Regions from separate parts of the Mus musculus genome. Here region 1 is linked to region 2. Evidence: chromatin loops called from intact Hi-C (ENCODE). Cell type or tissue: heart. All regions are shown on one strand. Each heading gives the region's core, and the rest is flanking DNA. Links, peaks and the distances in the headings are about the cores only. Region 1 holds the start of H4c18 (H4 clustered histone 18). Region 2 holds the start of H2ac22 (H2A clustered histone 22).

Region 1 (4,386 bases), core at 115-4,114, 45 kb before region 2:
TGAAAGGAACCTGCATGTGTAACAGCTTTTTACGCTGAAAGTGTAGGTGGCTCTGAAAAGAGCCTTTGGGTTAGGAGTGTGAGTTAAAGGAACTCACTTGGAGCTGGTGTACTTGGTGACGGCCTTGGTGCCCTCCGACACCGCGTGCTTGGCCAGCTCCCCGGGCAGCAGCAGGCGCACGGCCGTCTGGATCTCCCGGGACGTGATGGTCGAGCGCTTGTTGTAATGCGCCAGGCGGGACGCCTCGCTCGCGATGCGCTCGAAGATGTCGTTCACGAACGAGTTCATGATGCCCATGGCCTTGGAGGAGATGCCGGTGTCGGGGTGCACTTGCTTCAGCACCTTGTACACGTACACCGAGTAGCTCTCCTTGCGGCTGCGCTTGCGCTTCTTGCCGTCCTTCTTCTGGGCCTTGGTGACGGCCTTCTTGGAGCCCTTCTTCGGGGCGGGAGCGGACTTCGCAGGCTCAGGCATGATGAGACTGGAACTCTGGAACTCTAGCACGGAAGCGACTTGGTCCTGTCTATTTGATGAGGTCTTATTCAAATGAGGCATGGGATCGGGCGCCTATGATTGGTTCATGATATACATGGCGACATCCGAAGTCTTGTCCAATTGACGTGCGCCCGCGAATGCTTCCCATTCGTCTAGAAGAAAAGAAGAAGTCAGCCAATCGCATAGGCCCTTTTTTGCGCCCAGAGAAAACTATAAGGGCCAAGCTCTTGCTCTTTGCAAGCGTACGGTTTTCAGAAGCTGTCTACTTTCTACCATGTCTGGACGCGGCAAGCAGGGTGGCAAGGCTCGCGCCAAGGCCAAGACCCGCTCCTCCCGGGCCGGCCTGCAGTTCCCCGTGGGCCGCGTGCACCGGCTGCTCCGCAAGGGCAACTACTCGGAGCGCGTGGGCGCCGGCGCCCCGGTCTACCTGGCGGCCGTGCTGGAGTACCTGACGGCCGAGATCCTGGAGCTGGCGGGCAACGCGGCCCGCGACAACAAGAAGACGCGCATCATCCCGCGCCACCTGCAGCTGGCCATCCGCAACGACGAGGAGCTCAACAAGCTGCTGGGCCGCGTGACCATCGCGCAGGGCGGCGTCCTGCCCAACATCCAGGCCGTGCTGCTGCCCAAGAAGACCGAGAGCCACCACAAGGCCAAGGGAAAATAAGACCAGCCGTTCACTCACCCGAAAAGAAAAAAAAAAAAGGCTCTTTTCAGAGCCATCCACAGTGTCTTTTAAAGAACTGAATACTTACGTAAATCGATGTCATTTTGTATGCGGTTTAGAGGTGAGGGTTTTAGAACCAGAATTGAAGACAAACGTTGTGGTTTCTGCCCAAGAGAGACTGGCATACATGAACCCAATATAAATGAACTAATTTCCCTTTGAACTACGGTGTTAAGTACTGAAAACTGGCCACTTTTCATGCTTAGGGATCTTTGTAAGCATGAAAAGTAGCTCCGTGTCTTGTTTTCCTTTCGTGTTTCCAGATGGGGATTGAGTCTCCCTAGATGTCCTAGAACTCCAGGCCAGTCCAGCCTTCAACTCCTATTAGCCTGCCCCTGCCCCTGCCCCTGCCTCCCTAGTGTAGAGTTTAAAGGCATGTGCCATCACCGCCATTTGCCATGTGGTTGGGAGCGAGGGGGCATACATTATTCAGACCTAGAACCTCGTCTTTAGAGTTGGTGTACTTACTCCTACATAGTGTTACTGTAAAAGCGACATGTTTTTCCTTTGTATACTATAACTTTTGTTCCATAAGGACGTAGTGATCACATTTAATGAACAAGGTAAAGGCGTGCACGTATGAGTGCGCACCTGCATCTTGCGTTGTTTGATGCACGTAAGTTTAAAAAAAAAAAAAGAAAAAAACTGCTAACGAAAACCTGTAGTGCAGGGAGTTGATGAAATTAGCTTCCTTTCCATATAAAAACCTATTGTGTTAAATTTGCTCTAAGCCCTTCCCCCGGCCACACCCACTTACACTGAGCTCCTGTTTTCACTCCGGTCCGCAAGTTCCCTATAAGAGGGGCCGGCCTTCTCCAGAAGGCCGTCTGCTTCGTCTTAGAGCAGTACAGTTTTGTCTTCATCATGTCTGGTCGTGGCAAAGGAGGAAAAGGCCTGGGCAAAGGCGGCGCCAAGCGCCACCGCAAAGTGCTGCGCGATAACATCCAGGGCATCACGAAGCCCGCCATCCGCCGCCTGGCCCGGCGCGGAGGAGTGAAGCGCATCTCCGGCCTCATCTACGAGGAGACCCGCGGTGTGCTGAAGGTGTTCCTGGAGAACGTGATCCGCGACGCCGTCACCTACACGGAGCACGCCAAGCGCAAGACTGTCACCGCCATGGACGTGGTCTACGCGCTCAAGCGCCAGGGCCGCACCCTCTACGGATTCGGCGGCTAATTATGCTCACCTAGAGCTTCTTTCTCAACTAAAGGCCCTTTTCAGGGCCATCCAATTAATCCTCCAAAGGGTTGCAACATTGCAGTACGGGCGGGCAAGTTTTCCTAATGAGGCTCTTTCCAGCTACTTCTCGGGGGACGGGGGGGGAAGGCGACGAGGGCAGTCTTTTTCAGGGTGAGCCCTCCGTCGTGTCACGTGTGTCCTGGAATTTGGACGGCTCCTTTGAGAGGAGGCAGAGCTCAGGCGCTGAGCAGTAGGAACTCCCATGCCCCGTCCCACCCCTGCCTCCTACGTAGAGGTTTGCTTCAGGACTACCACGTTCCAAAAGACTTAACTTTCTGTGGCCTCGATGTACCTTGCTCTCTAGCTTATGTGGCTGTGATGGTAAATACAGCCAGAGCTATGAAGCAGGAAGGCACAGTCTGTGGGGTTTTTTTTTTTTTTTTTTGGTTTTTCGAGACAGGGTTTCTCTGTGTAGTCCTGGCTGTCCTGGAACTCACTTTGTAGATCAGGCTGACTTCAAACTCAGAAGTCCGCCTGCCTCTGCCTCTGCCTCTCTCTCTGCCTCTGTGCCTCTCTGCGCCTCTGCCTCTGCCGGGTAAGGCCAGTCTTAAGCCAAAATAAAGAAAAGAACCCAGAGATTCCTGTTTCTTACATTCTGATGTAGTGAAACATCATTAAATCGATGTAGCAAAGGAAAATTTAAAGTTTGTTTTTATTTACTACTTGCTGGGCATGGTGGTAAACCCAGCATTTGGGAGGCAGAGCAGGAAGATCTCCGAGTTTGAGGTCTATGAAGCGAGTATCAGGACAGTCGAGCAAAGAGACCCTGTCTCAAAACAATTTTTTTTTTTTTTTTTTTGGTCTGTGTTTCTGTAGGCAGGTGTCCATAGAGACAAGAACGGGGTGACAGATCCCTTAGAGCTTAAGTGACAGAAGGCTATGACAGAAGGCTACCTGACCCATTTTTACAGTGGATAACAAAGTACTCATTCCTTCACTTATTAAAACCATGTCAAGCTAGCCTGGAATCTATAAGTAGCCAATGCTCACCTTGAAGTTTTTTTGGTTTTTTGAGACAGGGTTTCTCTGTGTAGTCCTGGCTGTCCTGGAACTCACTTTGTAGACCAGGCTGGCCTCGTAATCAGAAATCTGCCTGTCTCTGCTTCCCAAGTGCTGGGATTAAAGGCGAGCGCCACCACCGCCCGGACCCACCTTGAAGTTTTAAGCATTTTTATTTTTATGTGGTTAAGCCCATGGTTACTAGAGCCACTGGAGCTCCTGGAATTAGAGATACAGGCAGTTGTGAGACCCCCTTCCTCTCCAAAGGTGCTGGGGATTTAACTTGGGTCATCGCAGAGAACAATGCAAGTTCTTAACTACTACAGGCCACAACCTTAGAATCTTGACCCTCCTGCTTCTTCCTTCAGAGTGCTAGGATTACCACCGTGAGCCGGCGTACCCAGCGTACATGGCCTATGCAGCTCTGAATATCCAACTCAGACCTTCATGTATGCTAGGTAGGCAGACACTGCCACTTGAGCCTGGTGACACATACATACTCATAGTAAAGAGCAATATAAAAAATGCAAGCAGATTAAATTTGCTCTCGTGGTTTGGGCTTTGTTATTGTTGTTCATTGCCTTGGTTGCAATACATTTGGGGGACAACCAGAAACCCTGGGAAGTCAGTCGATGTCTGTCTGCGCTGCTCGTCCTGTATTACCTAACTGGAGAACACGACTCTACTTCACTACGATAATACACTTTATTCAGTAAATTAACAAGACAGATCCTGCTGTTGTCAAGAAAGGATTCTTCATGTCCATGGACTTATCAAAGGGTCCGTACCACAAAACACTGACCCGACACTGAGTTTTCCCGAGGCATCAAAGTAAGACTCTGAGAGAAATTCATCAAACTCAGTCTTTGAAATAGTCTTAGGTTTTGTAGGTCATAAGAGAGACGGCTTCAGCCCAAATCACTTTA
Region 2 (4,386 bases), core at 138-4,137:
GTTACAGAGCACACACAAAATCAAAGATCCAAAGGTACCAATCTTCCGTGGAAAACCCAAACCCCAAACTCATATGGCGGGGGCGGGGGAAGGGGAGGGATGGAAGAGACTGTATTACATAATGGGATAGATTGAAACCTTTATTTTTATAATGTATTAAATACTTCTTTTTCAGGATCATATTGTGGAGGGTAGTTCACACTTCGGTCTCCACTCAGACAAGCCTCTATTTATGTTGCAGCTTCCGTACAATCATTTTAATTTCCTCAACTTTAAAAGGAAGGAAGATAATAGAATTTGTTCCACAGGATTCTATAGAGATTAATGGAGATGATTAAGGAAAATGGTTAGGCTTTATTAAGACCTTACAAGTCATACACAGCTAATGTTTCTTTTAGCAGTGGCACACTAAAATCTCATTGATATTTAACTACTTTGAGCTGTTCATATTCGCACCTAAGTCATCACCATTTGCATTTACTGTCCTAGAGGACTTACAGAAAAAGGGCTTTTTCGTCTTTAAAGTGGTTTGATTTAATCTTTACTTAGTATTTTATCCTCTGAAAAATTCCAGGACAATCCCAAACAATCAATATCCTTTTGAGGTTTTTTTCCTCCCACAATCTAATTCCAATCATCACCACACCAGCAGACAATGAAGGTGGAACAGAAGAAATTTACAAAAGTTGAATACACTTAGGAAAACGGAGGAAAGTTTTGTTTCCTTGGTGCTTAGCTGGGGCCTTGCAAGAACAAGTCTGGTTGTATAGGCCTGTAATTCCAGCGATTTATGAAACTGAGGCCGAATGTCCAATCTGGAGGTTAGCCTGGCTAGAATTAGTTTGAGAATATACTGCTAACCAGTGAAATTCATTCTGAAAACAAAACTTCAAACCAAACGACCAAGAAAACAGGACCCAATCAAATTAAGCTGCGCCTGACTACATCTCAAGTTTTCAGCGAGAATCATGTAGACCTCGGGGCTCCAATGAGGTATCTTATTGAACAGAATCTATTGTGACGTCTCAGCAGGAGTTCAAAAGCAGATTTGAGACATTAGGTGGTAGCACTTAACAAGACAGGCTAAATTTAAACTAAGAAATCCTCATAGATTCTGGGATACTAATTAGAAACAATTGTTAATGACAGTGTGGGTGCAGGAACTTAACCTAAGTACTCAGGACAGAGAGATCAGCCCTCGATCTCAGAGGTTAACCTGACTTCAGAGAATTCTAGGAGAGCTGGGGGCAGAAAAACAATATTAGGATTAAAATAAAAATGCAAAACAAAACCTCAAGACAAAAACCCTTACTTAACCCTAAAAAATAGTAACTAATATGTCCGAGTAAGGTAGAATCACTTAACAAGCAATCCATCTCTGTTTTGAGAATGTGGGTGGCTCTGAAAAGAGCCTTTGTGTTTGGAGTGAGTCAGACGAACTCACTTGGAGCTGGTGTACTTGGTGACAGCCTTGGTGCCCTCCGACACCGCGTGCTTGGCCAGCTCCCCGGGCAGCAGCAGGCGCACGGCCGTCTGGATCTCCCGGGACGTGATGGTCGAGCGCTTGTTGTAATGCGCCAGGCGGGACGCCTCGCTCGCGATGCGCTCGAAGATGTCGTTCACGAACGAGTTCATGATGCCCATGGCCTTGGAGGAGATGCCGGTGTCGGGGTGCACTTGCTTCAGCACCTTGTACACGTACACCGAGTAGCTCTCCTTGCGGCTGCGCTTGCGCTTCTTGCCATCCTTCTTTTGGGCCTTGGTGACGGCCTTCTTGGAGCCCTTCTTCGGGGCGGGAACGGACTTAACAGGCTCAGGCATGTTAGGTCAGGAACTCTACCACGCTACAACTTGCGCCGTGAGCCCTTCGCTTTTTAATAAGGCGTTATTCAAATGAGGCTTAGAGATACACATTTCTGATTGGTTAAAATTTTCAAATTTTCATGGCGTAGCGCCCAATGGAACTACGCTTCGGCATAAACGCCTCCCATTGGTCTAGACGAAAAGAAGAAGCCAGCCAATCGCGTAGGCTCTTTTTCGCGCTTGGAGAATCCTATAAAGGCCAAGCTCCTCCACTTTTGGCCTTTGCAGTTGTCAGTTCTTTCTTTTTGTTTAGAATGTCTGGACGCGGCAAACAGGGCGGCAAGGCTCGCGCCAAGGCCAAGACCCGCTCCTCCCGGGCCGGCCTGCAGTTCCCCGTGGGCCGCGTGCACCGGCTGCTCCGCAAGGGCAACTACTCGGAGCGCGTGGGCGCCGGCGCCCCGGTGTACCTGGCGGCCGTGCTGGAGTACCTGACGGCCGAGATCCTGGAGCTGGCGGGCAACGCGGCCCGCGACAACAAGAAGACGCGCATCATCCCGCGCCACCTGCAGCTGGCCATCCGCAACGACGAGGAGCTCAACAAGCTGCTGGGCCGCGTGACCATCGCGCAGGGCGGCGTCCTGCCCAACATCCAGGCCGTACTGCTGCCGAAGAAGACCGAGAGCCACCACAAGGCCAAGGGAAAATAAGACAATTGTTTCCTGATCATTTAAAAAACAAAGGCTCTTTTCAGAGCTAACACATTTGTCTTTTTAAGGAGCTTAAGCTTTATTGGTTGCTACTTTTTGTTACTTTCTATAGAAGGAATCTGTTTCTCCGATCCTCAGTTATCAAGGTGATTTTGGTAACATGTCCAATTCTTTTTTTAATGAAAAGAGATAAAAACACCACCTTTTCCCCTAAGTGGCTACAGAGTTGCAAATAGGTTACAAATTTAAAACCATTATATTTAAAGGCTATTATCTGCCAGTCTTTGATTTACAAAAGCTAAAGTTCAATGTTAGCTAGTAACAGCAATTTGTACTTAAGGTCACCATATGACAGCATCCTGTATTGATTTTCAACCATATTGGAATACATAACTAGTTTACAGGAGCAGTCTTATAAGATAAACATGTGCAAACTGGCAACATGAAAAGAGTCCACCTCTTAATGGCAAAGTGAATGTAAGCCGTTTGGAAGGTATCCAGGATTTGACCTATTTGGTCTAGCACAAAGGCAAACTCCAGCAAGCCTGGTCTGTCCAGGTTCTTGACCCGTGTGCAGCAACTGTCTTTCCTCATCAGTACCGAATGAGGCTCTTGAAAGGATAAAGAATGAATGTCCCCACATTACTGCTTTTTTAGAGTGGAGCCCTAGTTTCTACTTTTCCCTTTACTGAAGAATTCTGGCTTTAGTACCTATGTTTGGAAGCAAAGGAGAATCCAGGAGAGTAGAATGCCAGGGATTTCTTTCACAGGCCCAATCTCTTTCAGTATTTAACTCAGTCTCACCAAGAAGAATATTAGCAGGATTAAACATGCTCAAGGCAACCAAACCGGCCAAGTTTCAAACTACTTTATATAGGGGACTTAATGTTTAACCCCAAGTATATCACTTGGGTATAAGGATTAATTGAAGATGACACTGAACACAGGGATGGTGAAACACTTGACAGAAGTCTCCCTTTACAATGCCATGAAGAAAAATTTCCATTATTGTGCTCTGACCTACCAAAAATAATGCCCATCATTGAGGATTTTTGCTGGTTAGCCTCTCCTGTTACTAGTTTGTGTATTTACCTTCCCATGTATTTATTCTCCAGATCCTTAAAAGAGCCAGTAAACTTCATTTTTACGTTTTCTTGAGCTTGCTTGCTGCAAAGCTTTCTCTGTATATATTTTATAAATCATTCTCCCTGCTAAGATGCCATTTGTCAAGTCAATTTGCAGGTCCCAGGTACCAAGCTTAAAGTTAGATGAAGTTTCTTTTCTTTTCTTTCTTTTCTTTTCTTCTTTTTTCTTCCTGTTTTTATCTCTTTTCATTAAAAAGAGAATAGGACTCAAGTGTTTTGTGTTATAAAATTTCAAATAATGTGCACAGAGCCTGTGCTTTTCCCATAAGTAGAATGCTTTTTGGTTTTAAAGTAATTGTTGCAAGGAAAGCAGATTCTTGAGGCTTTTCTGCAGGATGCCAAGACCACTCACAACCTACAAGCCCCGGAGAATGGAGTCATTAACAGACAGCTTGGACACTTCACAATATACTTACAAAAACTATTAAAATTAAAGGTGGCATTACTTCCAAGAGTAACAAAAATGTTGACACATTTTAAAGGTAAATATCACTGACATTGCAAGAGAAGAATGGGAGAAAACTCATTTGCTCTAGAAGATAGTATAAGGTGTTTGGTAATTCTTTCCAAACAGCTAGAATCTCAAGAACCAAGCAACACCGTTGCCTTTAAAATGGGTTTTCTAGCAATAAAGTCATCTTTGGCCTCTGCATTGTGCCTCTTTTTTGTAAATGTAATGGAGAGAATGTCTGGGTGCAGTTGTTTTCCATGGGTAGAGAAAGAGGACAGGA

The links. Hi-C counts contacts between places; a loop is a spot of excess contacts. Peaks named below come from ENCODE experiments on the same cell type or tissue, not always from the same donor. Only the 100,000 strongest peaks of a DNase experiment are listed, where the experiment ranks them.
Region 1: a loop joins it to region 2, with 7 times the contacts of the local background. A loop is called at or near these places in 6 of 42 quality-filtered maps.

The regions. Positions count from the first base shown.
Region 1 is chr13:21,829,859-21,834,244 of GRCm38, reverse strand. It overlaps H4c18 (H4 clustered histone 18), which reads left to right and starts at 2,048. Exons shown (of 1, transcript NM_175657.3): 1 at 2,048-2,453. The coding sequence starts at 2,087. The coding sequence ends at 2,398. H2ac24 (H2A clustered histone 24) reads left to right here and starts at 770. Exons shown (of 1, transcript NM_178185.2): 1 at 770-1,221. The coding sequence starts at 770. The coding sequence ends at 1,162. H4bc24 (H2B clustered histone 24) reads right to left here and starts at 502. Exons shown (of 2, transcript NM_001110555.1): 1 at 98-502. The coding sequence starts at 474. In heart, for the core only: no CTCF peak of the experiment used is centred there; a DNase peak (open chromatin) is centred at 2,074; H3K4me3 peaks cover 444 bases.
Region 2 is chr13:21,784,950-21,789,335 of GRCm38, reverse strand. It overlaps H2ac22 (H2A clustered histone 22), which reads left to right and starts at 2,088. Exons shown (of 1, transcript NM_178184.3): 1 at 2,088-2,562. The coding sequence starts at 2,118. The coding sequence ends at 2,510. H2bc22 (H2B clustered histone 22) reads right to left here and starts at 1,848. Exons shown (of 2, transcript NM_178202.2): 1 at 1,445-1,848; 2 at 123-312. The coding sequence starts at 1,821. The coding sequence ends at 273. In heart, for the core only: a CTCF peak has its summit at 2,324; a DNase peak (open chromatin) is centred at 1,945; H3K4me3 peaks cover 2,616 bases; H3K27ac peaks cover 3,193 bases.